4 separate regions of the Mus musculus genome follow, and regions 2, 3 and 4 are each linked to region 1. A link is a loop called in an ENCODE intact Hi-C map of the cell type or tissue named here. Cell type or tissue: heart. All regions are shown on one strand.

The links. Hi-C counts contacts between places; a loop is a spot of excess contacts. Peaks named below come from ENCODE experiments on the same cell type or tissue, not always from the same donor. Only the 100,000 strongest peaks of a DNase experiment are listed, where the experiment ranks them.
Region 2: a loop joins it to region 1, with 2.7 times the contacts of the local background. A loop is called at or near these places in 6 of 42 quality-filtered maps.
Region 3: a loop joins it to region 1, with 2.2 times the contacts of the local background. A loop is called at or near these places in 3 of 42 quality-filtered maps.
Region 4: a loop joins it to region 1, with 2.4 times the contacts of the local background. A loop is called at or near these places in 7 of 42 quality-filtered maps.

Annotation. Positions count from the first base shown.
Region 1 is chr3:96,809,572-96,817,571 of GRCm38, forward strand. It overlaps Cd160 (CD160 antigen), which reads right to left and starts at 4,950. Exons shown (of 5, transcript NM_018767.3): 1 at 4,899-4,950. In heart, a CTCF peak has its summit at 3,284 (motif pointing right); DNase peaks (open chromatin) are centred at 1,830, 3,290 and 3,870; H3K4me3 peaks cover 1,039 bases; H3K27ac peaks cover 1,204 bases; H3K27me3 peaks cover 2,115 bases.
Region 2 is chr3:96,725,249-96,733,248 of GRCm38, forward strand. Polr3c (polymerase (RNA) III (DNA directed) polypeptide C) reads right to left here and starts at 2,191. Exons shown (of 15, transcript NM_028925.1): 1 at 2,101-2,191; 2 at 586-751. The coding sequence starts at 732. It overlaps Rnf115 (ring finger protein 115), which reads left to right and starts at 2,363. Exons shown (of 9, transcript NM_026406.3): 1 at 2,363-2,662. The coding sequence starts at 2,561. In heart, a CTCF peak has its summit at 4,336; a DNase peak (open chromatin) is centred at 2,373; H3K4me3 peaks cover 2,960 bases; H3K27ac peaks cover 2,486 bases.
Region 3 is chr3:96,884,471-96,892,470 of GRCm38, forward strand. It overlaps Gpr89 (G protein-coupled receptor 89), which reads right to left. Exons shown (of 14, transcript NM_026229.4): 6 at 6,333-6,453; 7 at 5,439-5,519. Among named protein-coding and RNA genes, the nearest start is that of Gpr89, 17 kb to the right of the region's middle. In heart, no CTCF peak of the experiment used is centred here; no DNase peak of the experiment used is centred here.
Region 4 is chr3:96,735,034-96,743,033 of GRCm38, forward strand. The region is part of intron 1 of Rnf115 (ring finger protein 115); the gene reads left to right. Among named protein-coding and RNA genes, the nearest start is that of Rnf115, 11 kb to the left of the region's middle. In heart, CTCF peaks have their summits at 3,146 (motif pointing right) and 5,426 (motif pointing right); no DNase peak of the experiment used is centred here.

The sequences.
Region 1 (8,000 bases):
GCAAAGTCTTTACGATGAAGTTTTAATTTAAAAAAGTTGCTTAGTTTCCGATTTTGTTTCCATAAGGTTTCCCTCAGGCTGAGCTTATTCTCTCCTAATATTTATATTACTGTTATTTATATTTTTATATTCTAGTCTCTGTTATGCAAAATTATGTCCACACTTTAAAAAGCATTCAAACAAAAGAAACAAAACAACAGGACACCGATTTGATACATTTGATCCATTCATAGAAGAGGATATTACTCAGGCATGTGCCTTATACCAACATTTCAGTCAGTGAGAGGCTGCCTGTGTATCAGTGGTACCAAGAGATTTTAATGAAATGGGGACAGAAATGAGTGACTGGAGGGATAAGAGGAAAAAAAACAGAGGAAAGGAAAATGGGGGAAAAAGGAAAGAGAAAAATAGGGCAAAGGAGAAGAAAATATCAGAACTCCAAGAAAACCCAAGGGAAGGGGTCCAAAGCCTTTGCAGACCTTAGCAAGCTTGGAAAAAGAGGACAAGCTTACAGAAGAGTGTGTACAGGTCCTCACTGGTAGCACACACGAATCCCAGTGCTCTGGAGGCAGAGGCCGGCCTGGTCTACAGAGTGAGTTCTGAGACACCCAGCACTACACTGAAAAACTCTGACTCAGAAAACCTGTTTGCCTTTTACCTCAGTTTACCCAACTGTGATTACAGGGATGGCCCTCCAAACTGGCAAGTTTATGTTTTAAACTAAATTTAAAAATTAAGAAGGCTGTTAAGTAAAAATGTTATAGTGAGTGAAGTAAGGTTTTTTTTTGGGGGGGGGGGGGCGTTGCTGAAGATCCAGCCCGGATTTGGAGCACAGTGTAGGTGGAGTGGCTGCTGTGCAGAGTTCAGCAGAGCTCAGCCATTCCCCAGCCTCTTTCCATTCCCCATTCACTCAGTCATCGGAAGAGATTCCCAGTCCCGCAGGCTCCGCCACATGAAGTGCTTTATCCAGGTGTTCCATTTCTACGGTTGGACCATAGACTGTCTACATTCATAACTGCTTACTGCTGTGTTACTGTTGCCCGAAGTATTCTGCATAGTAAAAAGCTGTGCCAGGGAGCAAAAGATTGTACCATGTGGCCACGGTAGGCACAGGCTATGCCATTTGGGTTTCTATGCCTATATTCTATGATTGTGCAGCCATGAAATCATCTAGTGATGCATCTCTTCATGCAGCAGCACCATTAGTGATGCACAGTATGAATTATCATGAAAACTTCCCACGGTTCTACGATGTGGCAAATGCTAGTGCCACACACTTGGACTTTTCCATACGAAGCATGAGCCAAATCACCTCTATTATTTATTCAAAACCTGAACTGTGTTAGTTTTATAAGGGCTTAAATTGTGACTAGCATAAGTTAGCATGTCAAAAAAGGGCACATGTGTAGGTTATACATATAAAATAAGCACCTTTTTACTGCACGCTGTAGCTAGATACATAAATACTTGCTGTTGTGTTACAGTTGCCTGCAGTATTTAATATGGTAACATGCTGTACAGCTGTGTAAGTGGTACCATATGGCCAAGGTATGCAGAGCCTATGCCGTCTGAGTTTGTACACATACACTCTATGCTTTTAAGAACCTTCTGTAGGTTTATATATAAATTATATACATTTTAAATTATATATTTATAAATGTATATTTAAATACATCTAGTCCATAACTTCTTGAATAGGTGTACTCAGGGTTTGTGGTCACTTGTTCACTGGTGTGACACAGTAGCTTCCTGGAGCAACTTCAGGGAGGAAAGGTCTTGGCTATGGCTTCAGAGGGAGTCAGTCTATTCTGGCAGGGAAGGCTTGGGAGGGTGGCTCTGAGATAGAGGAAGCTTGTAGCTCAGGCTTAGTCACATGGCAGCAAGCAGGACACAGAGAACTAGGCCAGAAGAGGCTCGTAGGCTCCCCATATCTCAAGCTTCTGAAACCTCCTACAGCAGCACGTGAACTGGGGACCAAGTACTTAATAGACGCTGTTGGTATATGTCACAGACCTAAGCTTCAACATTTGAAGAAGTCTTTCTGTCAAACCACTGCAACACACATATTCTAAGCAAACTCAAAAATGTAAAACTTGATAGTGTGTTTAGTCAAGAGGGCAAGTATCAGACACTTGGTATCGGAAGTCCAAATTCTGTTTTAGTACAATTAGCTGTCAAAAACAATCAAGGTACATCTTAAAAACTAGTTTCTGGGGCACCATCACATTTTTTAGGCTTCTGTGGCAGATCCGAGGTAAAACCCTTGAAAAGTGAAAACAGGTGACTAGCACATGTCAGGTACATGGGGACAGACAGGTCATCAAAACAAGAGTTTGTGTGCCTGAAAAACCTCCTCTTAGAGCACCAGTTCTTAACCTGCGGGTCGCGACCCACAGTCATCTCAGATATTCTGCGTATCAGATATTTACATTACAATTCATAACCCTTACAAAATTACAGTTTTGAAGTAGCAACAAAATAATCTAATGAGAGCGGGGTGTGGTGGTGCATGCCTTTAATTCCAGCACTCGGGAGGCAGAGGCAGGCAGATTTCTGAGTTTGAGGCCAGCCTGGTCTACAAAGTGAGTTCCAGGACAGCCAGGGCTATACAGAGAAACCCTGTCTCGAACTCTGTCCCCCAAATCTATTGATTGGGCTCACCGCAACATGAGGAACTGTATTTAAAGGGTCGCAGCATTAGGGAGGTTGAGAACCGCTGCTCAAGAGTCAGGTTAGATTTGAAACCTGCCTTGTTAATTACTAGTTGTCCAATGTTGGAAAAGTTTCTTAATCTCTATGAAAACAAGTTTATTGATGGATAAAATGATGGTAGGGGGTTAATATGGCAGCTTAGATAGTGTGCGCTTGGCGTAGCACAGCTGCTCAATAAAATGCTAGTCGTTATCATTATTCTGGCTGCACAGCTGGCTGCAGTTCACATCCACACCCATGGTTGTATTTAGTTCTTATAAAACTCTGAGCATCATTAATCACGTGTTCTGTGCAGACCTCTCGGAGAAGTCGCGTGACTCGCTTAAAGTTGCAGAGAGTGGGTGGAGAAGCCAGACTCCTAACCGTTTGGAGGAACCCTTTGGTTCCTCTTACAGCCACCTCTCTTCTCTCAGACACTAAAGAACAGAATTGAGGATGCAGGTTACAGAGGGTTAGAAAGGGAGAAATTCAGGCCCGGGGGACTACTGGGATAAGGACTCTCTTGGCAGAAATCACCTTGATGCCAGGAGCAAGCACCTTATGTGTAGCAGACGGGCAGTGCCCGGAGTTCTATCCGCTAGAGGGCGCTGTCTCTTTAGAAGCTAGGGTTGAGTGCCGGCGCCCGCGGTGTCTTACCAGGGTCTGTGACTCCAGTTTGAGAGCACCCACCACTGTCCTAAGCCTTCTTGCTGGCTTAACCATGGTCAGTATGAACACCAGGCTAACGTGTGGTGCGTGTGTGTATAGGCAAAACATTCATAACATATGAAATTAAAAAAAAAAAAAAAGAGCCTAAAATCACTAAAGCAAAAGGTATAGGATAAGCAAGGAAACAAATTCTATAAAGACAGAGTTACAGAATATACAAGAGAAGAATATCTATCTTTAGGATCTAGTGTCCATCCTATATCTATCAGAATTTCTCCTTTTAAATTTCAATATTTTATTTTGCGGGTAGGGCTGTTTTGCCTGCATGCATGTCTGTGATCACTTGTGTGCCTGGTGCCTGTGGAGACCAGAAGAGGGCATCGGATCCCCTGGAACTGGAGTTCTAGAGGTTTTGAGCCTCCACGTGGGTGTTCTCTGCAGGAACAACCCCTGTCTAGTTTAATGAAGTGGCGACAGCTATGACAGCTGCCGGCAGCTTTGACGATAACCCATGCTTTCTACCAGTGGCAGAGTCTACCGTGGAAGCAATTGGCCGCTCCCTAGTCGAGACTGACACAGGCGGAGATGCGTTTTATCCCCAGATTCACAAATCCCATTTGCGAGCTGAACTTGCAGAGGGTCACACATCCCCTTGGTTAACAACCACCTCTGATTCACAGGCAGAAGGTGTGTTCCCCCCCCCCTCCCCCAAGGAAGTGGCCGGGACTGAACTTAGGGAGAATTGTCCATTTCTTATAAACCCAGGAATGAATTGGCTGGCTTCCTCTGCCCAAATCATGCCGTGGCTAAAGGCTGCCCTTGCTCTGTCGTCTCCAGTGTGTGACCTCTGGGACATGAACACCCTTCAGAGACGCTCCATGAAGGTAGTTCACAGCCCAGGCTGGGCCTGAGGGCTTTAGCGCAGGCTTGGCAACCTTTGGTTGCTTTCTTGCAGTGATCTTTATCTCCTTGATATTTATGAAAAGGGATGACTCTCACCTACTGTCTTCTCACGAACACAGAACTAAAGAGAGCAGCCTGTAGGACTCAGCACAGCATGTGTGAGCTAAGCTGCCCAGGCTTAACTCTAAAGTGCTCTCTGAGACTTTGAGACTTCCCTCTTAGGAATGTGGTGTGGCCCTCTGCCATTTAAGGCGTGTCTGAACCAGCCAAGGACCTGAAGCCCATGAGAAGGATGAGCATACCAACCATCTGACATGAGTAGTCTCTCTCTGTCTGTCTCTATGCCCCCCCTTCTAGATCTCCCCCCCCCCAGCCCCCACCATCCAGGGGTTTCTCTGCTGTGTAGCCCTGGCTGTCCTGGAACTCCCTCTGTAGAGCAGGCTAGCCTCAAACTCCACTTGCCTCTGCTTCCTGAGTGCTGGGATTAAAGGCGTGTGCCACCAGCTTCTGCCTTAGTTTTGCCTTTGAGAAGCAAGCTTCTCACTGGCTTAACTGAGAGCTTGCCCTGTGTGAACAGTTCTGCTAAGCATTCCATCTCTCCTCCCAGAGCCCAGGTTCCCAGCAGGCCTCTTTACCTCAGGACAGATGTTCTTCCTTGCTCTCAAGCTGGGGGCTCACGCTGAGTGTGTTCTGGGTTCCCACACGGGGCCTTTTGCTCTTGTTAAAAACCCTATCTCCCCACTTCCGTCACAGCTCGGCCTTTCACCATTGATCTTTGAAAAACCACAGAATGGGTTTTTAGCAGCGAGGGGGTCTTCCTGTCTTTCTTTCCCCCGCCCCTGTAGTTTTTACTCTCTCCTGTTGCTCCATCACACCCCCTGACTTCTCTCTCTCTTTTGAAATGCACTAAGGTTCAAAGAAGACTGAGAAAAAATGACTCCTTAAAATAGATTTCTTTACCTTTGGAAATGAAGGCGTGAGAAGGAGGACACTGGTAACAGAATGACCAGAAGACATGCTCTCGGGGATAAAGGTGCTGCATCTTTTCCGTGAATACCTTTTGATTTGAAGTAGGGCTTTGTTAAGTTAATTCATCCCAAAAAGGCTTTTATCTTTTAGTCTTAAGATGTCAGTCTGAAACTATGGTGGGCAAGGAATGGCTATTTGGGGGGCACTAAAAATAGACCAGACCTGTAGCCCTAGGACTGGAGGAAGATCAGAAGTTTAAGGCCAGTCTAGGCTAGAGACTCTGCCTCACAACAACAACAATAACAACAACAACAAGACATCATAGTTGGCCTGGTGTTAGATTCATTCCTATGGCTAATCAGCCCACACTCGCCTGAAGTCTCACAGCCACCAAGAGCATGTCTCTGAGAGCTGGTTGTAGCCTTTACCCAGAGGATGCGATGTTCAGAGCACAACCCATCTGTTATAATGTTGATTCTGGGCTCCCTGCTGCTACAGGGAGACAGTCACCTTACAGAAGACCCTATCTGTGAGTCAGCAAACACACTCCCTGACATCATGCTAACGCACCCACTCACCTGTATAATGGGTACACTTCAATTAGAGTAGCCCTCCCCCACACGTCTTCCACAACCTGGGAGTTACACATCCCTTCCCTGGAATTTCCTTCTCTAGCCCGACCACAGGCTCATGCTATGGAATCTTCCTCCACTGAGACTCATAGAAAAAGAGACTCACTCTGCCTCCCCGGCCTGAGCTTCCATTAGAGGCCTGCCAGGCTCTCTGTCTATCCGTGATGCTGAGGACTAAACTCTCCTCACACCCCAGACTATGCTGGTCTTTGCCTGTTTGTATGTCCAAGGCATTAAAAACTCACCGAATCAACTTCTTAACCAAAAGGACAGTCTGCCTCACTGTGCCCCGTGACACATACACGCGGCCCTGCTCAGCCATCGCAGCTTCAAAGCTTTGGGTGGACAAAGCAGTTGCTGCTCTTCTGTTTGCAGCAGCTCCTACTGTACTGGGTCTGCCAGAAATGAGACGCTGTTTCTTCAGTTGACTATCAGACCATTGAGAGAATGGAGTCAAAGAAGTAGAAATGTCCCCAAGAGTCTTCTGCCGGGAGAAGGAAAAGTCTGCGGCCTGAGGTGGGGATTTGTCCCTCAGCAAGATTCTCTAAAAACCCGTGAGGTCTCTTGATGGGATGAGAGCAAAGCCCAGACAAAGATGGACAGAACCACACCCTGATGGGGACTGCTCAGCTGTGCATATCTTTGGCCTTCTATTTAGATTATATTTCTAAAGGTTTATTTATTTTGTGTATATGTATAGTTTTTGTTCTTGTGTTTGTGCTTGTGTCTGGTGCCCACTGCAGGCCAGAAGAAAGCATAAAGATTCCCTGAAACTGGAGTTATATATCTTCAGGAGTTACCTGGGGATTCTATAAGAAAGCAAGTGCTTTTTAACCATGGAGCTTCAGTCTCTGAGCCCTCCTTAAAACCTAGTGAGTTCCAGGACAGCCAGGGCTATACAGAGAAACCCTGTCTCGAAAAACCAAAACCAAACCAACCAAACAAACAAAAATACCTAGCTCTCACTTCAGGACCCCAAAGATGGACTTGAAAGGCTTACTTGATCTCTTTGTCCTTCATCCCAATGTGGCCACATTGAATAAAACTGTATTTTTTTAAATTTAACTATTAATTTGGCTGTTTTAACTGGCTTCTTGAGGGTGCAGCTGTGACCCTAAGTTTGGTAACACTATTGTTATGATACTTGCAGTTTCCTTCCTTCCTTCCCTCCTCCCCCTCTTCCCCCCCCCCCCAATTTTAAAAACAGGATCTCAGTGTGCAGCCTTGGCTGGCCTTGAACTCACAGAGACCCACCCGCCTCACCCTCCTGAGAACTGAGATTAATGGCGTGCACCATCACTGACTCCTTATCCTGTCATATCTTTGCTTCAATCCCTCCAGTGGTGCATTGCTCGCGACCCCAAAAACTACTCATCCGTTTTTCTTTTTTTTTAATTAAATTTTTTCTTCAAACAATATATTTTGATCATCATGTTTCCTCCTCACTCCTAGATTCTCCCCCACCTCGCTACCTGCATATTTTTTGTTCTCTCTCAAAAAACAATCAAAATAAGAAAGAATGAGAAAACAAACTGAATGAGAAACAAACCCCCCACAGAATGAAAATTAAACAAGCAAAAGTCTAATAAGATAAAAAACAAACAAACAAACCAAGCAAAGAAGTCAACCAAAATGCCACTGGCTCTGATTTGCGTTGGCTAGCTTCTCCTGGGCATGGGGCCAGCCCTGAAGATGGTTGACGTACCCAGTAAGACTCCATTAGAGAAAACTGATTTTCCCTTTGCTGGTGGGTATCAACTGCAGATAGTTCTTGTTAGGGGTGGGACTTGTGTCCACTCTCCCCCTCTCAGTGCTGGGACCTTCTCTTGCTTGAATCTGTGCAGGTCTTGTGTGCACTGCCACATTCTTATTGTGTCTGGAATACACTGTTTTCTTGGTGTCATCTGTCTCCTCTGGCTCTCACAACCTTTCTGCCTCCTCTTCTGCATAGCTCCCTGAGTCCTGAGCAGAGGGGTTTGATGAAGACATCACATTTAGGACTGACTGCTCCAAAGTCTCTCACTCTCTGCACTCTGCCCAGCTGTGAATCTCTGTGTTAAGCCCCGCCTATAGCAAAAAGTAGCTTCTCTGATGTAAGGCACAGATCCATGGGGCTAACAGTAGCCTGCAGGAGTC
Region 2 (8,000 bases), 84 kb before region 1:
GATTAAAATGAAAAAATATTCTTATAATATTTTTGTATTTTTTGTTTGTTTGTTTTTTTGAGACAGGGTTTCTCTGTGCAGCCCTGGCTGTCCTGGAACTCACTCTGTAGACCAGGCTGGCCTCGAACTCGGAAATCCACCTGCCTCTGCCTCCCGAGTGCTGGGATTAAAGGCGTGCGCCACCACGCCCGGCTCTATTTTTGTATTTTTAAAGAAACCAAAATCCTCAAACTGTCACTACAATGTAGTCACTCTACCAACTGAGCTACATTCTGGGCCAGGATGGGCAGCCCAGCTTACTTTGTTCTATCACTGTATTCCTTAAAGGCCATACCCCACCAGTAGACTTACTGTGAATAAATGAGTGTGGCATGGGAACAGCCAAGATGAGCTAGGAACACCACAAGCGGCAGTACACGGGGCCTAAGTACAATACCACACCCCACCCCACCCACTGTGGTACTGACCACAGGGCAGACGGTCTCTGTTCATACTTTCTAGGGGAAGGAGTTCTCCTGTCCAAAGGTACTTGAAGGAAATGATTGAAGAAGTTGAAGAGGAACAGACTCTCTTATCTAAACATACCTGGTCCAGGGATGCTTTTGTGTCGTGGGCAATTACTCTAAGTGGCTGGCTTCCAGTTCTGACTAGGTGGACTCCAATTTTTTCTACAATCTCACCAAAATGCTCTTGCAGCAACAAAGAACACAGTTTAATCTCTGCTTGAGTCATCGTTCTTAGAGCCTCAGAACTAGGAAAGAACAACAATATAAATTCACATATTTTTTTTCTAGAGGGCAACTTGACAATATAAATCAAACCCTCTATATATTAAGGCATATATTTGCCTTAATATTTATAAGTTGAGATCCTTTGTTCCAAGGATGTAGTAAAAACCATGCCATGAGTTCTCTTCACAATACTGGCATTGACATAAATAATCTAGCATCTATCAATAAATTATAGTATAACCTTAAGAGAGTATACTATGCCAACATTTAAAATGACTTCATACAATATAACTACCATAAAATATTCCTAATGTGTTGTCATTTAGTAATTGCAATGGTCAGATATGATGGTGTACACTGCCTGTAATTCTTGCACACAGGAGACCAAAGTCAAAGAATCAATAGTTCCAGGTCAACCTGGGCACAAAGTGAGTTCAAAGCCAGCCTGTGTTATACAGCAAGACTCTGGTGGGTAATACACCCACCACCCACCAAAACAAAGAACTAGAAAACTAGACATCAAATTTGTTTTCTAAAGCCAGGTATGGTGGTGCAAGCCTACAATTTCAGCACTTAGGAGGTGGAAGTATGAGGGTCAGGAGCTCATGGTTACATATTGAGTTCAAAACCAGGTTGGCTACATGAGATCCTATTAAAATTAAAAAAAAAAAAAAAAAAAAGGCAAGCCATCCTCCCCTATATATGCCATTTATTTTAATGGGAATATATGTGGTTTGTGGTTCCAATAATCTTTAAAGACTGGATTCATCTCGGTATGGTGGCTAACATCTGTATTTCCAGCACTAAAGCTAGAAGACTGTCATAAACTGAAGGCCAGCCTGGGCTACATAATAAATACCAAGCAAATCTGGTCCAGAGTGAGACCTTTAAAAGCAAAGGGGGAGGGAAAGTGCGAATAACTTTCTGTCACAGATACAAAGACCTAAGGCTCATGACCCAGTGGGGTACAACTTATTCCCAAGCCATAAACCACGACTTAGATAGATAAAGTAAAAAAAGAGCTTCTTAGGGTATTTCAATTAGGAGATGAAGTTATGTTCCATTGAGAACCATATTAAATTTTTACATCATGAGACACAAGCAGGAATGGGTGTAGTTGATTTTGAAATTACCTCCCTATCACAAGCTCCAACTCTCTCGAACCTAAATTTTTGTCCCTCTTGCCACAGTGTCGCAGAGAAGACTATTTCACTTAGCCACACACACGTCTTTGGAGAAACATCCTTAGACCAGTTGCCATCCTTGAATGCATTTCCTGGCTCCTCTCCCTTCATGCAAGTTTCTGTTCCGGACTTTGTTTCTTGGCCCTGAGTCAGGGCCTCCTCATTCCGGCAGCGTTTTCACTAACCTCAGGGTCGGGGCTAATTTAGAAGCTCCAAATGTTGTCCTCCCGAGGCCAGCAGCCTCAGCTCATGAGCTTCCCATCGCCCCTTCTTAGAAGTAGAGCACCATCCAGGCGGACGCGGAAGGGTCAGAGCACGGGCCGCTCTAGCCGACAGTGTCGGTGGTTTCCGGGGACGCTCTTTCTCTCCTCTCGTTGGGAGGCTGGAGGACCGGCCAGGGGCTGTCTGAGGTGCCGGCGGGCGGGCTCTCCTCTGCCTTTGGTGCCGGGAGGCGGGCCTCGGGTCGCGTGGCCGCTGGCGGGCGGGCCTCTCGGGGCCGGGCGGACTCACGTGACCCTTGCGGGCCTCGGAGCGGCGGGCCGCCCAGAGGAGGCGGCGACGGCGGTGGCGACCGCAGCACGGGAGGTAGCGGCCTGGGGAGGGACCGCCGGCCGCCCTTTCGGACATCCTCGGCGGAGGCGAAACATGGCGGAGGCCTCGGCGGCGGGGGCGGACGCGGGCTCCGCTGTCGCCGCACACCGTTTCTTCTGCCACTTTTGTAAGGGCGAGGTCAATCCCAAACTACCGGTAAGAGCCCCGTGTGTCCCGCGCTCCGGCGCCGCGTAGGTCCTTGGCTCCTAGGGCTGGAAACCGGGTCTTAGGCTGCCCGCACACCCGTGATTCCCTTGACACCGGTGTTCTCGGTACCTGCTGCCCGCTGTCTCCGGGCACTGGTCGCAAACCCTGGGCATCAGGGCCAGGGTCCTGCCTATCCCTCATTTCCGCGGCGTCTCCAATCAGCCCCTCATTTCGCTTCCGCTCTTTAATACCACCCCCATCTTTTTTTGTCTCCTCGGTGAATTCTCGGGCAAATCTGCGTCCAATTTGCTCTCAGTCCCCTTCCTTGTCTTTTCGCGATGACCTATCCCCTGTACTCTTTCCGTTTTTGCGGCTCACCTACTCTTTATTTTTCTTCCCACTTCTCAACCAGATCCTCCCCCCTTCTGCATCCTCAGTGAGCCGAAATAGCATATTGCTGAGGACTTCTTAGTAGGTTTTGTTGAAGTACAGAAAGAGGAGGTTTGGAAGGTAACAGGGAAGAGGGAGATTTTGTTCTTCAGTGGTTTTTGGGTTCTTGTGAAAGTGAAAATAGCAGTGTACCAATGACTTGCAGACTGCGCTCCCTGTTGCTATCGAAGGAAATGGCTTTGGGAAGAAGGTAGGACGTACTGTCTCAACTTATTTTGGATATCACGTTGCCAGTGTCTTTAGCTCCACTTTCCTAGCCCACCCCCTCCATTTTTTTTTTTTTTCTGCCCAGGAAAACAAAAAAAGAACAGAATGTTGGGACTGCTTTCTCTGATATAAAATTGGCTCTGCCAGGCTGTCAGCCAATAGAGAGGTAGGGCTATGCTTTAAGAAAAGGTTTCTGCAGCATGCTAGCCAGTGCCAGCGCCCCCAATTATAATAAGCCTTTTTCTTGTTCGGTGGCGACATTTCTTAAAACGAGTGGCTATGTCATAATTTATTTTATAATCACAGTATCTTGAATACATGGTGTCTTTCTGTTTTTTGTTTGCTTTTTGCACCAAAGTCTCACCATGTTGTCCTGGCTGTCCTGGAACTTGCTTATTCGGATCAGGCTGGCCTAGAGCTCACAGAGGTCTGTCTGCTTCTGCCTTCCTAGGGTTGGGATTAAAAGTGTGCACCGCCATTCCTGGCTTTGAATACACTCTTAAGAGAAGGCCGACTAAGTTTCTGTGTCATAATTAGCTATATCTACTGTGGGTTGGTTTCATTTGCTGCCTTTGCTTTATGCTGATGTGCTGTCTGCCATATTTCAACTTGGGAAAGTTTTTTCCCCCAGCATATATTAGAACTCACACTCTAGAGAGGGAGTCTGGAATTGAGCCACTGTGTGTGTAAGATCAGTGACATGTTATTGAATGTGATGGATGCCCTGTTTAAAACATTAGCCCTTGGATCTGTAAGTGTGCACTCAAGGATTTGCCTTTCAGAGTGAGAAGACATAATGTAAATGTCTTTTTCTTTTTCTTACCTGAAATCTTCACTTCAAAAGGATAATTTGGTTAAGGCTTTTTAGGTATTTTTATAAGACTTAGTTAGACGAATGGATGATCTTTGCTGGTTTGTTTGTTTTTTTAACTCTGACTCATTGCTTGTTAAGCCTGACTTGTAAGTTGAAGCTTATCAGTGTGTAATATAACCAAAGGCTGCCTGCAAAAGACAGGGTTCTCTACAGGATGCCCTAGCGGTGAGTGAAAGCAGATGTGGTCTTGATCTTAAGGACTGCAGTTTTAGGTTTTTTTTTTTTTTTTTTTTTTTTTTGAAAGACAAGGCAAACATGGAAAAATTAGCAATCATCATGCGTTGTTTAAGGATGGGGACAAGTTCTGAGAAATACAGTTAGGTGATTTTCATCCTTGTGCAGCCTTTGCAGAATCTACTTAGATAAACTAAAATGGATGCAGTGTCACTTGCAACGTAGGTTTGAGGGCTGACCTAGGCCCTCGTACTTGTTAGGTAAGTAAGAGCTCTATCAGTAAACTGTCTTATATAGTTCAGGTTAGTTTTGAACTCAAGAACCTCCTGTCTGAGCCTCCTGTTACTGGAATTACAGGTAACACCCCTACACTCCAACCCCAGCAACCTGACTGTTAGTGGAATTACCCTGTGTAGTCTATCCAAAGTCACTGCAGCAAAATAAATGAGGACAGATAATACATGGTTTCAGTTTCAGAAAGGAAGACATGGTTGAATCGGTGTTATTGGAGACCTATGACATATGAGGTGGATGGAATTAGATTGAATTTTCAAGGATAGGTATAATTTAGCTTGAGAATATGCAAGACCAGGAGGAATTGTAGTTATGGAGTACATCATATTTGATATGAGTACATCATGGAATGGCTAAATCAAACTATTTGAGTTTAACATATATTATCTTCCTCTTTTCAGTTTTTATTTTCATTTGTTTGTTGTGTGTGTTTATGTGTATGAATGTGTACCATAGTGCCACTGGCCAGAAGACAGCTTTTGGATGTTAGTTCTCTCCTTCTACCACATGGATCTTGTGGGGGTCAAACTCAGAGGGGGAGGCTTGGCGAGCCAGCCCTGTCTCACATGATTTTCACTGAGTCTGCTGCTTTAGCTGTTTTTAACGTCTATGTTACTTTTAGTCACTGTGGTGCTCAGTAAGTAGCTAATCAGTGTTGTTCTGTGTTTTCAGGAAAAGGTGTGATAAGGTCAGACTTACTGCTTTTCCTGAGACAGGGTCTCTAGGTAGCCTTGGCTGTCCTGAAACTAGCTCTGTAGCCTGGGCTGGCCTCCAACCCTCAGAAAAATCTTGCCTCTGCCTCCCAAGTACTGGGGTTAAAGGTGGATGCCACTGTGTCTGGCTGTTGTTTTTTGAGACAGAGTTTTACTGCATAAGCCTGGTTGGCCTAAAAAACTCAATATATAGCCCAGGCTGGTCTTGAACTCAGAGATCCTCTTGCCTCTGCCTTACTCCGGTGCTGAGGGTAAAGGTGTGTGGCACTATGCCTGGCCAGATTTAGTTTTGATTTATGTGGGAGCTAGTGGCTTTGATTTTGTTTCGTGGGCATTTTAAGTCTGTAGTCTCAGGCAGTTATCTTGGAAACGTTTATCAGAAAATACAAGTCAGTTGAGTACAAGTCTGTCTCTGTGATCGGTGAACTGACTCAAACACTGCTGTGATTGGTGAACTGACTCAAACCCTGCTGTGATTGGTGAACTGACTCAAACCCTGCTGTGATTGGTGAACTGACTCAAACCCTGCTGACATGGTCTTCATAGGGTTACATCTATAGAGGGCACGTGGGAGGGTTTGAAAAAGATAAATTCTATTGTAGACTTGAATCTCATTGCAGGGACCCAGACTAAGTAGGCATGCATAATTCCTTAAATCGGGTGAATGGTGTGGGGAATCTGACTGTCCTTTGAGGATAAGCAGACTCAATGTATCATGGATACAGTTTCTCATTGTCTTAACTGAGTTCACAACCCTAGTGGATACTGAGAGGACACTGACCCTTGTAATAGCTGGATGTCCAGAACCGTCACTTACTAATGCACTGACTGGACACCACCTTACATTAGCCTTATCTTTGCTTTATGGGGTGGGTGGGCCTGTGGATTGAACTCTAGGTCTCAGACATGCTAAGCAAGTATTCTACAATTGAGAGCTTATAAGGGTCACAGCTCTTGTTTCTTCTCCCTTCTTCTCCCTTCCCAATCTAGGGTGTGTTTGTCACCCCACCTCCCTCTGTCCCTCCATCCTTCTCCCCTCTCCCTCCCTCCCTCCCTTCCTTCCTATATGTTGGAGAGAAGAGTGGGAGAGAAGAGGAAAGGAGAGGGGAAGGGGAGGGGGAGAGTCAGAGGGAGGGGGAGAGAGAGAGAGAGAGAGAGAGAGAGAGAGAGAGAGAGAGAGAGAGAGATTGATTGATTCTGACATAGCTCAAGCTAGCCTCAAATTCTGTATGACCTTGAATTTCTGGTCCTCCTGCCCCATCTCACAAATGCTAGGATATAGGTGTTAGATAAAGCATATGCTGTTGTTACGCCTTGTTTATGTGGTACCCAGGGCCTATTCATGCCAGGCAAGCATTCCATCAACTGCGCCTATTTCTTGATATATTTTTAAGTACTGAAAGGCAACTGCAGTAGCTTATCCAAAGCTATCCCTGAAACTGCCCTTAGGTTTTGTTTATCATTTTTCTCTGGAGGCTACATGTACCTAACAAACTTTAGGGTTCATTACTTTGGACTGAGAATGAAGTATCCCTAATGCTATGTGGTCAGTCATGTGAGCTGAGGTCATTTCGTTTGGTGGGAATGAATATTTCTCACTGCTCTTCCTCATCTCCCCTCTCTTAACTGGTTGTCTTTAATTTGTATGATCCCAAGAAGAGGACAGAAGGTTACTTTAGAAATATGGTACCATGGAATGAGAAAAAAGCATTAAAGGGAATTTAAAAAGAAAAGTATATTCAGTAGCCCTATTACCTCCTTATGCCTCAAAGAGGACTCTCTTAAATGAATCATGTAGGAATTGCTCTTCTAGATGAGTTTTCATATTTATGATGAAAATAATTCTAGCAAAAAGTGGTAAGTAGCATACTTGGGATTGGGGGTGGGTATTTTTGTTTTGAGACAAGGTCTCTCTGTAGATCTGGCTGTCTTGGAGCTTAATATGTAGATCAGGCTGGCCTTATCCTCCTGTCTCTGCCTCCAGAGTGCTGGGATGGTAGAGCTGCTCCTGCATAGTTCATGTCTGTCTGTCTGTCTCTCTCCTTTTGTGAGAAAGGGTCTCACTATGTAGCTCTGGATGTCCTGGAACTTACTATGTAGAACAGACTGTCCTCAAACTCACAGAGATCTGCCTGCCTCTGCTTCCTGACTGCTGGGATTAAAGGTTTGTGCCACTGCCCAGCTCCAGATTGACAGGGTAGAATGACATTTTATGTGTGTGGTGTGTGTGTGTGTGTGTGTGTGTGTGTGTGTGTGTGTGTATCAATCATCAGATGATAGAAGAAATATTTGAAGGAAATTTCCAGAAGCTTTTAATTTATCTCACTATTTTATTGAGAGGCAAATATGGGGCCAAAACTAATAGAGTTACTACACTACAGTGATGGACAGAACCCCACGCAGGACTGTTTGAAGGGGTGTAAAGGTGTGCTTTCTCCCGCATACTATCAGTACCCCATTCTTCTTTAAATTATGCTCTTTCAAGGTGGAGTTCCAGAGTGATAATTATGTAGCAGAGTAGCCTGCTTTGCATTTTGATGAGACTAATGTGGTTCTTAAGTGTTCCATGGAAATCCAGATGAAAGACAAGTCTAATTAAAGTCTGCTGGGATGTTGCTCACCTCTGGCTCATCCA
Region 3 (8,000 bases), 75 kb after region 1:
AGGCTGTGTGTGTGTGTGCACGTAGGTGTCTGTGGGGTCCAGAAGAGGGTGTCAGATTCCTTGGAGCTGAAGTACAGGGGTTATGTGCTGTCTGACATGAGTGACAGGAAGTAAGCACAGGCCCTATGCAATCACAACACGTGCTTGTAGCTGTTGAGCCCTGTCTCCAGCATCCCTTCCTCGCCCGTCACTGATTTTGAGGCATCCCGACTGTACAGTAACCTTATGGTGGTCGATACTGTTGACATACAATTTCCATCTGTATGAACCCCTGTGTTTCCATAATCCCAATGCCTTCCAATCCCCCTCCCCACATACATTCTGATTGTACTGTTATTTTCATGTGAGTTTTGGAAGTTTTTCCTTTTTCCAGGTCTATTTAGCAATCTCTTCTCAAACACTCCCTCCTTTTCTACAGCTTGTCTTTCCTCATTCTTTACACACTCCTCTGCAAACAAGTCTTAATTTTGATGACGTCCAGTGTATTCATATTTTGTTGTCTGAACTGTATTTTGGGGATTCTATTTTTTGCCTAGCTCTAGATCTCAAAGATTCTTTCCCTAAAGGTTCTGTAGTTTTACCCTTTATATCTAAGTTCAAGGTCTGTTTTGAATTCATCTTTCTACATGACACTTATAATTGTTTTTTTTTATTATTATTTTTGGAGGAGGAAAAGTCTATGGATTTACCATTTCAGGATCATTTAGTAAAATACCCTTTTCCACGGAACTTTTTAAAGTTTGCCTGGCCTAGTAGAAGGCCAGTTCTATAGAACACAGAACTGGTACCTAGCATGGGGCAGATATCTGGCTGGTATGTCATAAACATTTCAGGATACACTAGATGGCAAACACTGTGTAAAAGTCTGTGGAGGGGTGAGTAGGCTGAGCAGCTCTGAGGAGGTTTCAGTCAGAGATCTACTTTTTCAGCCCCGCTCAAGGCCAGGATGGAACCATCTGAGGTTTGAATCTTCTCAGGACAGGGCTGGTCTGGACAAGACTTCTCAGAGCTAGTTCCATGTGAATCCTTTCTATTGCCTGGGAATCAGCTGAAGAGCCAGAAACCTGGATGAAAACTACCCAGGAATTCACAGCACTGAGAGCAACGGCCCTGGATAGACTATGCCTTTGAAGAAATATGCATGGATCTACTCAAACCAGCATCGTCAAGGTAAAGGACATAACTATAGTCTGGCCATGGGGTTCCGGCATTGTCTCAGGAGGAACCTAATCTGGCTAAAGTTTATTTTTTCCTTTTGCTCTTTTCTATTTAACTTTTTATTCTTTGTGAATTTCATATCATGTACCCCAATCCTACTCATCTCCCCAGCTCTCTGTACCTGCCCTCTGCCCTTGCAACCTCCCTCCCAAAAGGAAAAAAAATCTCATTGTGGGAGCGGTGGTGTGTCACAGTGTGTCCCACAGTACACCCTTTTGTCCACACTTCTTTACTTGCAAATATTCACTGTAATGAGTTACTGGTCTGGTTAGAGGCCTCTTGCAACTGCTACACTATCAATACTGGATCTTCACCAGGACTCTTCTGAGATATCCTACTGTTGCCCTGTGTCACTGAGATTCTGCAGCTTTGGATCTGCAGGATTGGCCCTTCACATGCTCCAGCAGTTCATAGATGGGGCAGAGGTTGGGGTGGGCCAGCTGAGAGCCCTGGATCTGGACCTGGGTGGTAGCTGAGCTAGTCAACCTGCACCCATACCACCAGGGCAAGATCTCCAGCACTGTTCCGGCTAGCTCACCCAATGCCACAGCTGGCAAGGGGCAGGGCCAACTCTCCTACTCTCATGCCCTTGGGAACAGCTCACACCCCCTTCCCTGACCCCACTACTACCAGTGTCAGCTCTACTGCGCTGCCCAGGTGAGGTACAGGGTCCACTCTCTCCAGTGCTGCACTGGCTAAAGTTTTGTCATCTGGACCCATTTGGAGTTAGTTTCTTTCTTTTTTTCTTTTTTAGTTTTCTGAGACAAGGCTTCTCTATGTAGCCTTGACTGTCCTGGAAACTCACTTTGTAGAACAGGCTGACCTTGAACTCAGAGATCAGATACCTGCCCCTGCCTCCTAAGGGCTGGGATTATAGGTGTTCATTGCCACCATCTGGTGGTTGGAGTTACTTTCTATTGCCTGATTTGTATGCTGAAATGCTCAGCTTCATTGTTTCACAGCCAAGTTAGGGTTTGGGTGGACAGGTATGTGTGACTGTGGAATCCTCTTCTCAGAGTACTGTACAGTCTCCCTACAAGATGCCCAGCTCACCTGCAGCAGCCACCTCTGCACAGGTCCACCTCTGAGCTCCTTTAGCTGGCTGCCCTAAGGCCTCCTAGAGCCTCCATGAAATCAGTGCTTAAATAAGGACATCATCACCTGATTCTGTAGCCACACTTCAGGACTCACTCGCTGGCGTTACTCTCCTTATGGGAGCTCTCCTAAACTTCTGATCCCTGCACCACTCCTGAGTTCTACCTTCTGACAGCTCCTGTCACAAGTGTGTGGCCAGCATGCACAACCTGGGGCAGTCACTCAAAGGCAGAGGGAACCTGGAAACCCAAGCAGCATGTGCCAATCAGTCTTAACAAGCATCTCGGGCTCTTTGGTGCTTCTGTGTGTACATTCTGCTGTGTGGCGAGGTGAGATCTGCTTGGAACTGACATTTAAATTGTGGATCTTGGCCCTCTAGCATCCTGGGATTTCAACACCTCACCCTTGATTCCCAGGTATTCTGCTAATCTGAACGCCATGGAACAACTTATGACAATCCAGAAACTTCTAGCAGTTACTTCATATATATATATTTTTACCTGCTTCTGCTCATTTTCCAGTGACTCCAAATGCTCATCTTTAAGATCCTCTGCAGAAGCAATTGCTCAACTCTCACTGACAGCCCCCCAATTTTCCTCCATGGCTGATTGGAAGCTCGAGGGCTGGTTCTTAAATTTCACTCAGAATGCATTGTCCCCATCTGGATCAGTTTAAAGGACCGCTTAACTGCACCTGACTGGAGGTAGAAGTTAAGCCTTTTCCTCCCAGGTTCCGTGTATATTCCACCCTGCCCATCCTGTCCACAACAGATACTGTTCTTGCAGGCCACTGTGCTGAAATCTAAAATGGGTTCTGGTCACCACTCCTCCCAGCTATGGACACTTGCCAAAAGGTTATTCTACCCTGTGCTAACTGGGAGGGCTCCGTGTGTGAGCTGTTTGTATGTCCCGTTAGCCCCACTAGAAGAGGCCGTGCTGATCAAGTCCAGCTGGGAGACCAATTCCTCTGAGAGCCTAGCTAGTCAAGTGACTCGCAGAGGGACCCAACCACCCTTGATTCTGACAGACAAGAACTGGTGGGTGATGTGCCTGAGTCAGAGCCAATTCCTAACCATAGCTAGTATAAGATGGGCAAGAGGGTCCATCTACAACAGCCTCAGGTCTGATTCTACCTCAAATGTCAGGTGTGTCTTTTCATTTATAGAAGAAATATCACAAAAGCAAGAACAACCTTGGGGACAAAAATAATATAATTCTCTCTCTCTCTCTCTCTCTCACACACACACACACACACGTGTATGTGTGTGTGTATCACTATTGAATATTTTTATTTTTTTTTTAAATATTTATTTATTTATTTATTTATTTATTTATTTATTTAATGTATGTGAGCACACTGTAGCTGTCTTCAGACACACCAGAAGAGGGCATCAGATCCCATTACAGATGGTTGTGAGCCACCATGTGGTTGCTGGGAATTGAACTCAGGACCTCTGGAAGAGCAGTCAGTGCTCTTAACCACTGAGCCATCTCTCCAGCCCCCAGTCTTTTTATTTTTTAAAAACCTTACATTTCTATAGAAAGTACAGAATATAAGTAACATATTTGCAAGCAAAATAAATGTACAGCCACATGTCCACCTTTCACATTTAGTACAGACATGTAAATAACTGTTCAGCCACATGTTCACCTTTCACACTTAGTACAGACACGTACAAACTGAGACAAATACTGCTCAGTAACTTGGAGCCTTCATTGTTATTCTGTGTCTATGATGTCTCTTCCATTAAGGCTGCTCTGACTTGATTATGGAGCAAACTATACAAGCGTGTTGGAGGAGAAAATATGAAATGTGAAACCACTCAAGTCAAAACTACTACCACTCATATGTGGATAATAACTTTGATGAAGACAGCAGACAATAAGCTTCATGAACATGTGTTATAATATTGAGCAGAGACTATTTCATAAAGTTAAAGGCAAATGGGCTTATGGAAACTAAGTTATTATCACAGATTATTGATAATGTCAGTACTTGTCTTTGCTAGGTATCACTCGCTGTTCTTAGCGGCTGCACGGGTCTCAATGCATTAACAGTTCCCTTTTGTCATGTGACAGGCTCCTTCCATGTAGCCAGGTCACTAACATGTACCATGTACCCTAGGCAGGCTCTGAACTCCTGATCCCCCTGCCCGTGCCTCACAAGTACAAGCTTACAGCCATGTGCCAACCCACGTGGCTTATTTCATTTTTTTACACATAAGGAAACAGAGGCACAAAGACACAATGCCTAGTTCAAGGATGCATTGTAGGGTGTAGACAAAGATTCTAATACAAATAATGTGATGTCAGATGGCTTTGTAGGCTTACTGTGACACAGATTCTATAAAAATGCCACTTTGAAAATATAGATTAAAAATACCTTTTGGATGACTTTTACATTGCACTTTTTTTTTTGACTGAAACATTTCATTGTAGAAGAGTCTCAAGGAGTTTATGAAATTCAGGAGATTTAAGACTCAAAGAAGTCCCTCCTATATACAGTTTACAGAAGTGCTGAGCAACTGTTGGAGGAAGGAGAGAGGGAGGGAGACGGGGAGGGAGGGAGGGAGGGAGAGAGAGAGAGAGCATCCATCTCCATGGATGTTCTTCAGTACAGAGCTGCCTCAAAGCTGCAGGGTTGGGGCTCCAGTACTAGAGCCTGCAAGAGGTGTCACCCACACTGTGGGCTTTCAGTGATGTAACTGCCCGGGTCACTCACATGATCCTATGAGTAATCTCACGAAAGTCACAGGATCACCAAGCTGAACTTGGATGGAATCCTCTCTTTGCTCTGTCACTGCCCTGTCTATCTGGGTAGAGAGGAAAACACCGTCTAGAAGACTTAAAGGAGCTTAGGTAGCTGGAGAAAAAGAAGTTGGAACAGTCTTAGAGTAAAGGATGATAGCCTTGTCCTCTGCACAGTGACGTTAAATATGTACATAACCTCCAAATAGTAAACATTATTCCAACAATTTAAAGAGAAGTGCTGAAATTCAGAGGGTAGAACTTAAGAATTTTCTTCCTCTGAGGTGAGAGTAGAGCTTCGTGGTTCAGTACCCTACATACAACAAGTAAGAAAGCGTCCCACCAGCTCTTTACAGGGACACAGGGTGCCAGCCTCACCTTTTCTTTTTGCTTATGATCATGTCCATGGTCTGCAGCAGTCGCCGTTCCAGGGCAAGAATATCTGTGTCAGTCACGTTCCTGCAATGAGCAAGAAATGAGTGATGTCTGGGATCCCATGCTTGGGCATCATAAACTCCGTAGAGCTATTTTTCTGTTGTCCTAGTGCGGCAGTGGGTGCCCTGTGCTCAGCCTTCCTTAGCTTTGACCTAGACACATTTGAAATAAATGCTTATTGGCTAGATCATATATTCAATCTGTGGGTCGTGACCCTCAGGCAATTGTCTATCTCCAAATATGTTTACACTACTATTTAAAACAATGGCAAAGTTACAGTTATGAAGTAGCAATGAAAATAATTTAATGGTTGAAGCTCCTCACCACAAGATGAGGAGCTGTCAGGAAAGTGGAGAACCACTGGGCTAGAGAGAAGGCTTGGGGTTAAGAGTACTGGCCACTGCTGGAGAGGACCTGGCTTCCCAGTACCTGGAAGTGGCTCACAGATGTCTCCAACTCCAGTTCTAGAGCATCTGATGTTTTTGTGGGTACCAGGCATACACACAATGCACATACATACATAGACAAACACTCATAGGCGTAAAAATTAAAAAAGATGCTTAAGTTGGCATGGTCTCCTACTATTTGATGTCAAGGAGGAACTAATTTCCTGTAGTTGGGAGAAGCTCACACTGTTGTCCACTGGAAAGATGTATTTAAAGAGTGTATGCAAAGGGACATAAAATTCGCCACTTAGAAAATAAATGAGCCAGATGTGGTGGCACATGCCTGTAATCCCAGTGTTCAGGGGGTTAAGATAAGAGAATCTAAATTAAAATCAACTAAGGGTACATATTCAGTAACAGTGAAAAAGGAAGGAGATAAAGTATGTGTTACCTGAGGAAGTAGGACATGTATGTGTACGGACAGTTGACAGCACCAAATCCGGAAAGCAGAGCCATGAGCGTCACCCCGATTACGCCTACCCGGCTGATGAGCTGCTCTATGGACAAGATCCCTGAAAACACCGATGCACGTTAATACTGGGCACTACACACAGAGCGGCTTCCATCTGTGTCACGGAAGCAAACACTGCTTACAACATCAACCGGTATCTTATACAAGCCCATTACAACGTTTGTTTTATGTTTATTTGTTATGTGTATGAGCATTCTGCCTACATGTGTGCTGGTACCTGTGGAGGTCAGAAGAGAGCGTGAATTCCCTGGAACTGGAGTTACAGATGGTTGTGAACCATCACACGAGTGCTGGGAACCTGCCTAGGTCCTCTGCAAGAACACCAAGTGCTTTTAACCACCATCTCACCAGCCAACAAGCTTATTTTTAAATATTGGCAGGCTGCTGATCTTTGCCTTTGTTTATTATATGAAATGCTGAAACAGATACTGCTATTTCATTTTAAGTAAATTAATTATGATACATATGCTTTCTTTAAAATTGTTTTTAATACTTGTACTAGCTGGTTTGGTGTGCCAACTTGATATAAGCTGGAGTTATCACAGAGAAAGGAGCCTCTTTTGAGGAAATGCCTCCATGAGATCTAGCTGTAAGGCCTTTTCTCAATTACTGATCAAGTGGGGAGGGCCCACTGTGGACAGTGTCATCCCAGGGCTGGTAGTCTTGGGTTCTATAAGAGAGCAGGCTGAGCAAGCCAGGGGAAGCAAGCCAGTAAAGAACATCCCTCCATGGCCTCTGCATCAGCTCCTGCTCCCTGACGTGCCTGAGTTCCACTCCTAACTTCCTTTGGTGATGAACAGCAGTGTGGAAGTATAAGCCGAATAAACCCTTTCCTCCCCAACTTGCTTCTTAGTCATGGTGTTTTATGCAGGAATACAAGCCCTGACTAAGACAATGCTTTATTAATTTACTTCTTTGCCTGCATGTGTTCATATCACAGCGCACATGTGCTTAGAGGACAACATGTAGGAGACAGTGTTCTCCTTCCACCGTGAGGATCCCAGAGGGGAACTCAGCTCATCAGGCTGGGCAGCAGATGCCTGTGCCCACTGAGCCATCTCACAGAATGGCTATGTGCTTTTAAAAACTACATGTTTCCTCTGACCCATATGAAAGAGCTTTCCTCCCCAAATCCAAGCTACCATGTGGAAGGTGTTGGAAGGTGAGGCAGACTGCAGACGATGGGTCACTCAGTTCATTCCCATCTTTTTTTAGCTTTCCCCCTGTACTACAGGATCTGGGAAGCACAGAGCTCTTTTATTCCCAGATTTTCTTGAAACTACAACTACAACTCTTGAAACTCAGTAAGTTTCACTGACTGACATGCCCATGTGAACTGCGAGCAGTGGCTGCCATGGGCAGCCAGGCAGAGGCTCTGTGCAGTAAGTAAGAGCACTGGCTGCCAGGCCTAACAGGCTAAGCTTCATCCCTGGGATCCACATGGTAGAGGCAGAGAACTGACCTTACAAGATGTCCTCTGACCTCCACATGACCACCTAGGCATCTGCACACCCACCCAGGAGTGTCAGAGGAGAAAAAGGATAGGGCCTGTCAGGGAAGCCCGCTCTGGGAGAGAACAGTGGCAGC
Region 4 (8,000 bases), 75 kb before region 1:
CCCTCCCCCTCTCCCCCCCTCTCCCTCTCCCTCCTCTTCCTCCTCTTCCTCCTCCTCCCCCCTCCCCCTCCCCCTCCCCCCCCTCTTCCTCCTCTTCCTCTTCCTCTTCCTCTTCTTCTTCTTCTTCTTCTTCTTCTTCTTCTTCTTCTTCTTCTTCTTCGTATTGTTAAATTATTAAGGATTTAATAATAAGTGTGTATTTCATTGTTTTTTAGCTTAGTTCCAAGAAATGAAGGAGAACTATATCAGTGGAGTTTGAGTGGGGCTGTTTAGCTCCTCAGGGAACATTTAGTAATCTCTGTAGACAGTTTTGCTTTTATAGCTGGGGGAAGAGGGAGGACTCCAGCTGTCATTTGGTAAGTAGCAGACAGAGCTGCTCCTAAACCTGCTGTAGGCCCAAATGTCAAGAGTGCTGAGGCTGTGAGAAACCCTGATAATGAACAAAAGGATGAATCCGTGGGCATTGTCTGTGTGTACGGGTGGCACTTAAGGTTTTTTTTTTTTTTTTTTTTCCCCAGGGTAGGTTTTTATTTCTGACCTGAGATCCTGAAGAGAATTTTCAGTAAAATAATTGAGACAGTATAATTTTTGCCAGAGCCCTCATGGGAAATGATTTTTAGGACAGGGACTGGAGTTGGGTGGCTGGTGGCTGCCATTACATGAGAGCAGATCTGTTAGGTTCCTTTTCTCTCTGAGCTTAGTGAGACCAGAGGTATTAAATTACTCACCTAAGATTACACACTGTAACCTAAAAGTATCCAATTTTTTTTTTTTTTTTTTTTTTTTAAAGATTTATTTATTTATTTATTATATGTAAGTACACTGTAGCTGTCTTCAGACGCACCAGAAGAGGGCATCAGATCTCATTACGGGTGGTTGTGAGCCACCATGTGGTTGCTGGGATTTGAACTTCGGACCTTCGGAAGAGCAGTCGGGTGCTCTTACCCACTGAGCCATCTCACCAGCCCCCCAATTTTTTGTTGGTTGGAAATTTAGTAAGTGTGAGTAATTTAGTAAAACATTTGGGAATTCAGTTTGAAAACAAAAGGAAAAATAGAGCACTAGTAACTTTTTCTTGTCATTTATGTTAGTATTGTGTTCTTTTGTCTCTCACAATTCTCCAAACATTTCAGATGCACAGGAGATGGTATTCTTGAGTTTTTAGTTCTTTAAACTCCTCATTGAAAGGGTGAATTGATTATCAGTCTTCCTTTTAACACTGATTCTTCTTGTGATAGAAAGTGAATTTAGAGATACCGGTTAGAAGCTGGAGTCAGCTGCTGAGGGGGTCTTTCCTCCACCTGGAAAGAGATAATGGGAGGCAGGCAGGGCCAGCAGCTTCTTTATTTACAGAGTGTCTTATAGATAGCAGCAAGTTTCAGTAGTAGTCAGGCAGAAGCATTGGCAAGTGGCACCCCAATGTTACAGGTCTGAATGCCAGCTTGGGTATTGGAATCCTTGGCTCTTTTCAGAAGGCCATTGTTATAGAACTCAGATATCTGAGATTGGCCTTGGAGACTTCACAGCTCTCTGGAACTTTATGGTGACTGACACCTGCAGGTTTTCTCTCTGCTTCCTTAATAACCATTACCAGCTTCCTGCTCTCCTGTGGTCTCTGTTTCCACTTCCCTTCCTTCTACCTTGGCTCCTCTTAAACTGTTGCCACTGTTAGGAACCAACAGGTAGACAGCCAGGATGCATGAAGGGCAGTCCTGGGTACATATAGAGAATTGTCTAGGAACTGGTACTGTGTGCAGCCAAGATTGCATAGGTGCAGGTATCCCCTCCTACCAAGGCAGGATCTTGTAATTGAATGAGATCCCCAACAGAATCCCATGGGCAGCACAATGTGAATGCAGGTCTGTGGGTGCAGCCAGTGGTTCTGAGATCTCTTTAGGCAGGTGCTTCTTTGCCAGGGCCTCTGTCTCTGCTGTTTCTTCAGCTATTAAATGGTTGTGGGTGTTTTGTACTGGAAAGCCAGACTCAGTGTGCTCAGAAACCAGGTATTGGTCCTATTTAAGCAGACTGTACAGGAACCCAGGATTGGGGATCAGAAGCTGCTTGGAGCTGAGAGGTTTAAGGTTAAGGTCAACCTGGAAGTACAGACAGCACCCAGGTACAAGTTGCACTTCAGGCCCAGTGCCATGATTGTGTTGGTGCAGCTGCCAAGTACTGTGCAACTCTCAGTGTACCCATGGATTGGCTTTGTCCATGGCTGCTTGCCCCTGCTGCATTTCTGTTTCCAGCTGAGCTTGTCCATGCAGTAGAACTCGTTTTTAGGCCTTACATTGGAATACTAGAGGAGGTAGCACAGGAAGGTTCTTAGCAGACTCTGAGTGAACCTGAGCCCCTGTTGTCTATAGTCTGTAGGCTAGGAGATGGTGTTTTCATTGTCACACTGTTTGTTTGGCAGTCCACCTTTCCTCCCACACTAATCAGTCACTGATGCTTTTGTTTTGACCCAATCATCAGTTGTAGTACTGTTTGACTGACAGTGCTTTGCTCAAGGCAACTTAAAGAGAGTGTAAGAATGACTAATTAGTGAGTCAGAGTGTCCTGTCATTAGTGTTCTTGTTATTTTCAGGAAACCAAACATAAGGAAGAGTGCTTACAATATAAACTTAGAGAATTTAGGACTAGCAGCAGTCACAACAGATTTTGAAAGTATTTGACAATGCTCTGTACCTGCCTAGTGCCCAGAGAGAAGTAGGTCTGTCTTAGGAATGGAGCTGCGTAATCTTAATTGAAAGGAAGTACATGGACACTGTAAGGAAAGAGCTTTAAAAAGGAAGGAAGGAAGGACCCTTATCAAAGTAGAAATATTTCAGATTATTCTTAGAGTTTCCAATATGTAAGTTGAGGTTAAAGGCCAAAAGATTTATATAATTCTTTTCTTAATTTGTTGGTAGCTCAAAAGTTTTTTTTTTTTGAAAAGATTTTAAAATTACATTTACTTACTTATTGTGTGTGTATTATACCCTTTGTTTTTCTATTTAAATTTATTTAGTTTATGTGTGTGAGTGTAGTGCATATGTATGTGTGCCATGTGTGTGATTGGTGCTTGCAGAGGTCAGAAGAAGGCATCAGATCCTCTGGAACCTGAGTTAGGAATGTCTGTGAACCATGTGCATGAAGTACCCATGACTGCCAGAAGAAGGCATCTGATCCCTTGGGACTGGAGTTACAGATGGGTTCACTAGGAATCCAAGCTGAGGGTTTCTGGAAGAGCAGCCAGTGTTCTTAACTGCTGAGCTCTCTCTCCAGCTCCTTGATGTAGGGCAGGCTGATCTCAGACTAGCGGGAATCATTGTTGCCTAGAACTAGAATTCTAGGTGTTTACCACCATAATGCTTTGATATGCACCTACACAGTGAAATGATAACCAGTCCTGCTTTGAGTAGTTTCAGATTCCTTACTTTTGATAGCTTAGGCTGTTCAGAAACATGGTTCAATTCTTATTTTGTGGTAAAGTACCTAAAATGGGGATATTCAGAAAAGTTCATTTTGTGTGCTTTTACTTCCCTAACTTCTATAGTATATTTAAAAGTGTGCTTTTATAGAACATATTTTTTGTTTGTTTTGAGACAGTGTCTCATTAAGTAGTTCTGGCTGTCCTTAACTTGTTATGAAGACCATGCTGTCCTTAAACTCACAAAGATCTGCATGTAGCCTCCCAAGTGCTGGGATTAAAGACTGTGCTACCATACCTTTAAAGAGTAAAATTTACTCTGAAAAATGTCATATGTATATAACATGTGTTTTGGGCATATTTGTTTTTGTTATTAAAATTTTTTAAATTTTTTTCTGAGATAGACTTTCTCTGTGTAGTCCTGGCTGTCCTGAAACTCACTCTGTGAAGTACAGGCTGGCTTTCAACTCACAGAGGGCCGTCTGCCTCTGTCTTCCAAGTGCTGTGGTTGCATGTGTGGGGGTATCTTGCCTGCATATATGTATATGCATTGCTTGTGTGCCTGGTGTCCAGGGAGGCCAAAAGAAGGCATTGGATCTCCTGGAACTGGAGTTACAAATAGTTATTAGCTGCTGTGTTGATGCTGGAAATTGAACATGGCTCCTCTGGAAGAGCAGCCAGTGTTCTTAACTGCTGAGCCATCTTTCCAGTCCTCATGTATAATGCATTTTGATTTTATCCACCAACTACTACTTCCCTCCTACTTCCTCCAGGACCCTTTCATCTGATCTCCCTCTAACTTCATGTTTTCTTTTATTATTTTTAGTGGTAGTGCAGTTAGTGTTGACCATATGGTCATTAGTGTGGGCCATTCACTGGGGCATGGGCAACCTACTAGCAGCCACATCCTCAAAAAAAAGTGACTTTCTCCTCAGCTGCTGTCAATTGCCAGTGGTTCCCCACCTCAGAGTTGGACCTCAGGAGTTCTTCCCTAGTCTATGCTGGAATTAAAAAAAAAAAAAGATATATATGTTTAATATATAAATTTTAAATGTGTATGAGTATTTTGTCTGCATGCCTGTGTAGAGGTCAGAAGAGAGTGTTAGATCCTCTGGAACTGGAATTATAGAGGGTGATAAGCCACCAGGTAGGTGCTGGGAGCCAAACCCATATCCTCTGTAAGAGCAGTGTGTGCTCTTAACCACTGAGCCATCGCTCCAGCCCCCAAGATGGAATTTTGACTGGCTTGGTCTTGTACTGGTTTTGTACACAATCACAGCTGCTATGAAGTAGGCATATTGTTAGAGTTGGTGTGTTGTTGATGTTATATGTAGAAGACAGCATTTCTCAGCTTTCCCCTTCCCATGTTCTCTCTCATCTGCTCACTCTTCCTCCTTGTTCTCTGAGCCTTGGATGGAAGAAGCTGACATTCGAGAGCAGCACAACTCTGTGGGTATAAACAACACCTATAGGTTCTTCCCAACTGCCATATCTCTAGTCTCTATTATATTTTAAAAATTAGCTTACAAGCTATTGGGTTTCCATAGACCTCTTTGTCTTGGCTAACCCATATGCTTCTCCTGCTTACTCACATCTCCTACCCTCAACTCCATGCAGTTTTTAACCTGGAATATTCTCCCTGTTCCTTCATATTACTGATTCCACTGCCCCTTCTGATTGTATTTTTCATTTGGTTGCAAGAGTGTAGGTTTCCACATAGCTTTTACACACACCCTACCTTCCCTCATTTCCTCATGTCTTCATTCCCTATCCTTCTTCATCTTTGAGCCTTTCCACCCCCAGTATTCTCCCTCTATACTTCCATTTTACCCATTTCACTGTCTCCTCTATCTTAATGATAGGATGTATTCTTTTTGTTCTCTTTGTTTTAGTCTTTCTTCCTTTCTCTCTCTTTCTCTTTCTTTCTTTCTTTCTTTCTTTCTTTCTTTCTTTCTTTCTTTTCTTTCTCTTATGAATGAGTGCTCTATCTGCACATACACCCACATGTCAGAAGAGGGCATTAGACCCCACTATAGATGGGTGTGAGTCACCATGTGGTTGCTGGGAATTAAACTCAGCAGCTAGTGCTCTTAACCCCTGAAGCATCTTTCCAGCCTGATAAGCTAGTTGGTTTCTTTCTTTCTCTCTTTCTTTCTTTCTTTCTTTCTTTCTTCCTTCCTTCCTTCCTTCCTTCCTTCCTTCCTTCCTTCCTTCCTTCCTTCCTTCCTTCCTTCTTTCTTTCTTTCTTTTTGGTTTTTCGAGACAGGGTCTCTCTGTATAGCCCTGGCTGTCCTGGAACTCACTCTGTAGACCAGGCTGGCCTCGAACGCAGAATTCTGCCTGTCTCTGCCCCCCAGGTGCTGGGATTAAAGGCATGCGTCACTACCACCCGGCACAGCTGTATTCTTAATAGATGATTTCAGTGACTTTTAATTCCTATTTTTCTTTCTGAACGGTGCTTAGGAAACAGGGTTTGCAGTATATTTTGCTGAGTGAATAAATGTTATCAGTTTTGAAAAAAGTTTCTTTTTAGCTAAACTGGTTAAAATCTGTCTTTGAACTACTATGGAACATATGTTTTAGCTGAGTATTGTAGCACACCAGTAACCTCTATACTCAGAAAGTAGAGGCAGGACAATCAGGAGTTTAAAAAACATGGGATATTTATTCTTTTGTATTGGTTACCATATTCTCTATTACTGAGTTGTTACTTTAACTTGTGTTAAGCAAAAACATTGTAATTAACTCTTGTGGGTGGTGAGGTGGCTCCATGGCACGCACTGTGCCAACCCAACAACTTGATTTGTTCCTGGGAAACCTGTGTATATTAATGGGGGTTCTCTAGAGTCACAGAATTTATGAAATGTCTCTATATATTAAGGGAATTTATTGTAATGACTTAACAGTTTGTAGTTCAACTAACCCAACAATGGGCAGCTGTGAATGGAAGTCTAAGAATCTAGTATGCTCAGTCCCATGAGGCTAGTTGTTTCAGCTGGTCTTCTGTAGAAGCTGGAATCCTGAAGAGGTAGCTTCCCACAGATGTGCTGGCAATGGCAAGTAAATGAAAGCAGGTGAACGAGTGAGAGTCTTCCATCTTCCAGTGTCCTCATGTAGGCTTCCAGCAGAAGGTGTGGCCTAGATGAAAGGTGTGTATTACCGTGCCTGGATCTGGAACTTGTTTTGTCCCGGGCTGTCCTTGAATTCAGAGATCTGCTTGCCTTAGTCTCCTGGGATTAAGGGCATGTACTACCTTGCCTGGGCCTAAGCTTTTTATGGCCACTATGCCTCAAGATCTCTATGCCAAGATCCAGGTCAGAAGCCTGAGTCTTCCGGCCTCAAGATCTGGATCACAGGTGTGCCTTCCATTTCTGGATTGTAGTTCATTCCAGATATAGTCAAATTAACAACCAGAATAGCCATCACACTGGGTAAAGGTGGATGGAGAGGCTGACTTCACAAAGTTGTCCTCTGACCTTCCCGTGGACACTATGGCACATGTGCTCACTCACATTAATAATAAGTTTAAATTCTGACTGTGTTGTGTTATATAAGGTTAACTTTTCTTTTTCTTTCTTCTTCTTTTTCTTTCTTTTTTAAAATTAAAAATGTATTTATTTATTTACACTGTAGATCTCATGAGACACACCAGAAGAGGGAGGGCATCAGATCCATTACAGATGGTTGTGAGCCACCATGTGGTTGCTTAAAATTAAACTCAGGACCTCTAAAGCAGTTAGTGTTCTTAACTCTAGCCCTGAAGTTAACTTTTTCTAGGTGTGTGTGTGTTCATACCAATAGAGGCCAGCTCCAAGAATCCTCCTATCCTGTCTCTGTCTTCCCAGCACTAAGATTATAGGCACACAGTTGTGTCCAGCTCCTTTCCTTTCCTTGCCTTGCCTTGCCTTTCCTTGCCTCTCCTCTTCCTTCCCTTCCCTTCCCTTCCCTTCCCTTCCCTTCCCTTCCCTTCTCCTTCCTTCCCTTCCCCTTCCTTCCCTTCCCCTCTCCTCTCCTCCCCTCCCCTCCCTTCCCTTCCCCTCCCCTCCCCTCCCTTCCCTTCCCTTCCCCTCCCTTCCCTTCCCTTCCCCTCCCCTCCCTTCCTCTCTCTTTCCCTCCCCTTCCCTCCCCTCCCCTGTTCTCTCCTCTCCTTTTCCTCTCCTCTCCTCTCCTCCCCCCTCCCCCCCCCCCCTCTCTCTCTCTCTGAAGTGGATGCTTGGGATGTGAAGTCAGCTCTTCTGCTTTGCTTTCCACCTTTTTATTCTCAGGCCTGCCCCTTTAACCTCATGTGCTGGAGATGAGTACCACCCTGTTTTGTTGTTGTTTGCTTGTTTTTCTTCTCTGATTAATTCTTACCATTTAGCTTTTTAATTTTTTAAAGAAAGTTTGGCTTATTGTCCATCCAACCAGGCTTGAGTCCAGTAATACTTTATCCCGTGACCTGCTTTTCTCTTTCTTCACAGTGAGGTAAAGGAAGTTAGTTGATTATACCGTCTTGTTTGGGGTCCTGATGTCAGTGTTCAGTCATGACATGGAATGGAGAAATAAAATGAACATTGTGAATGTTACTATTCTTGGAGTGTCAAAACTGAAA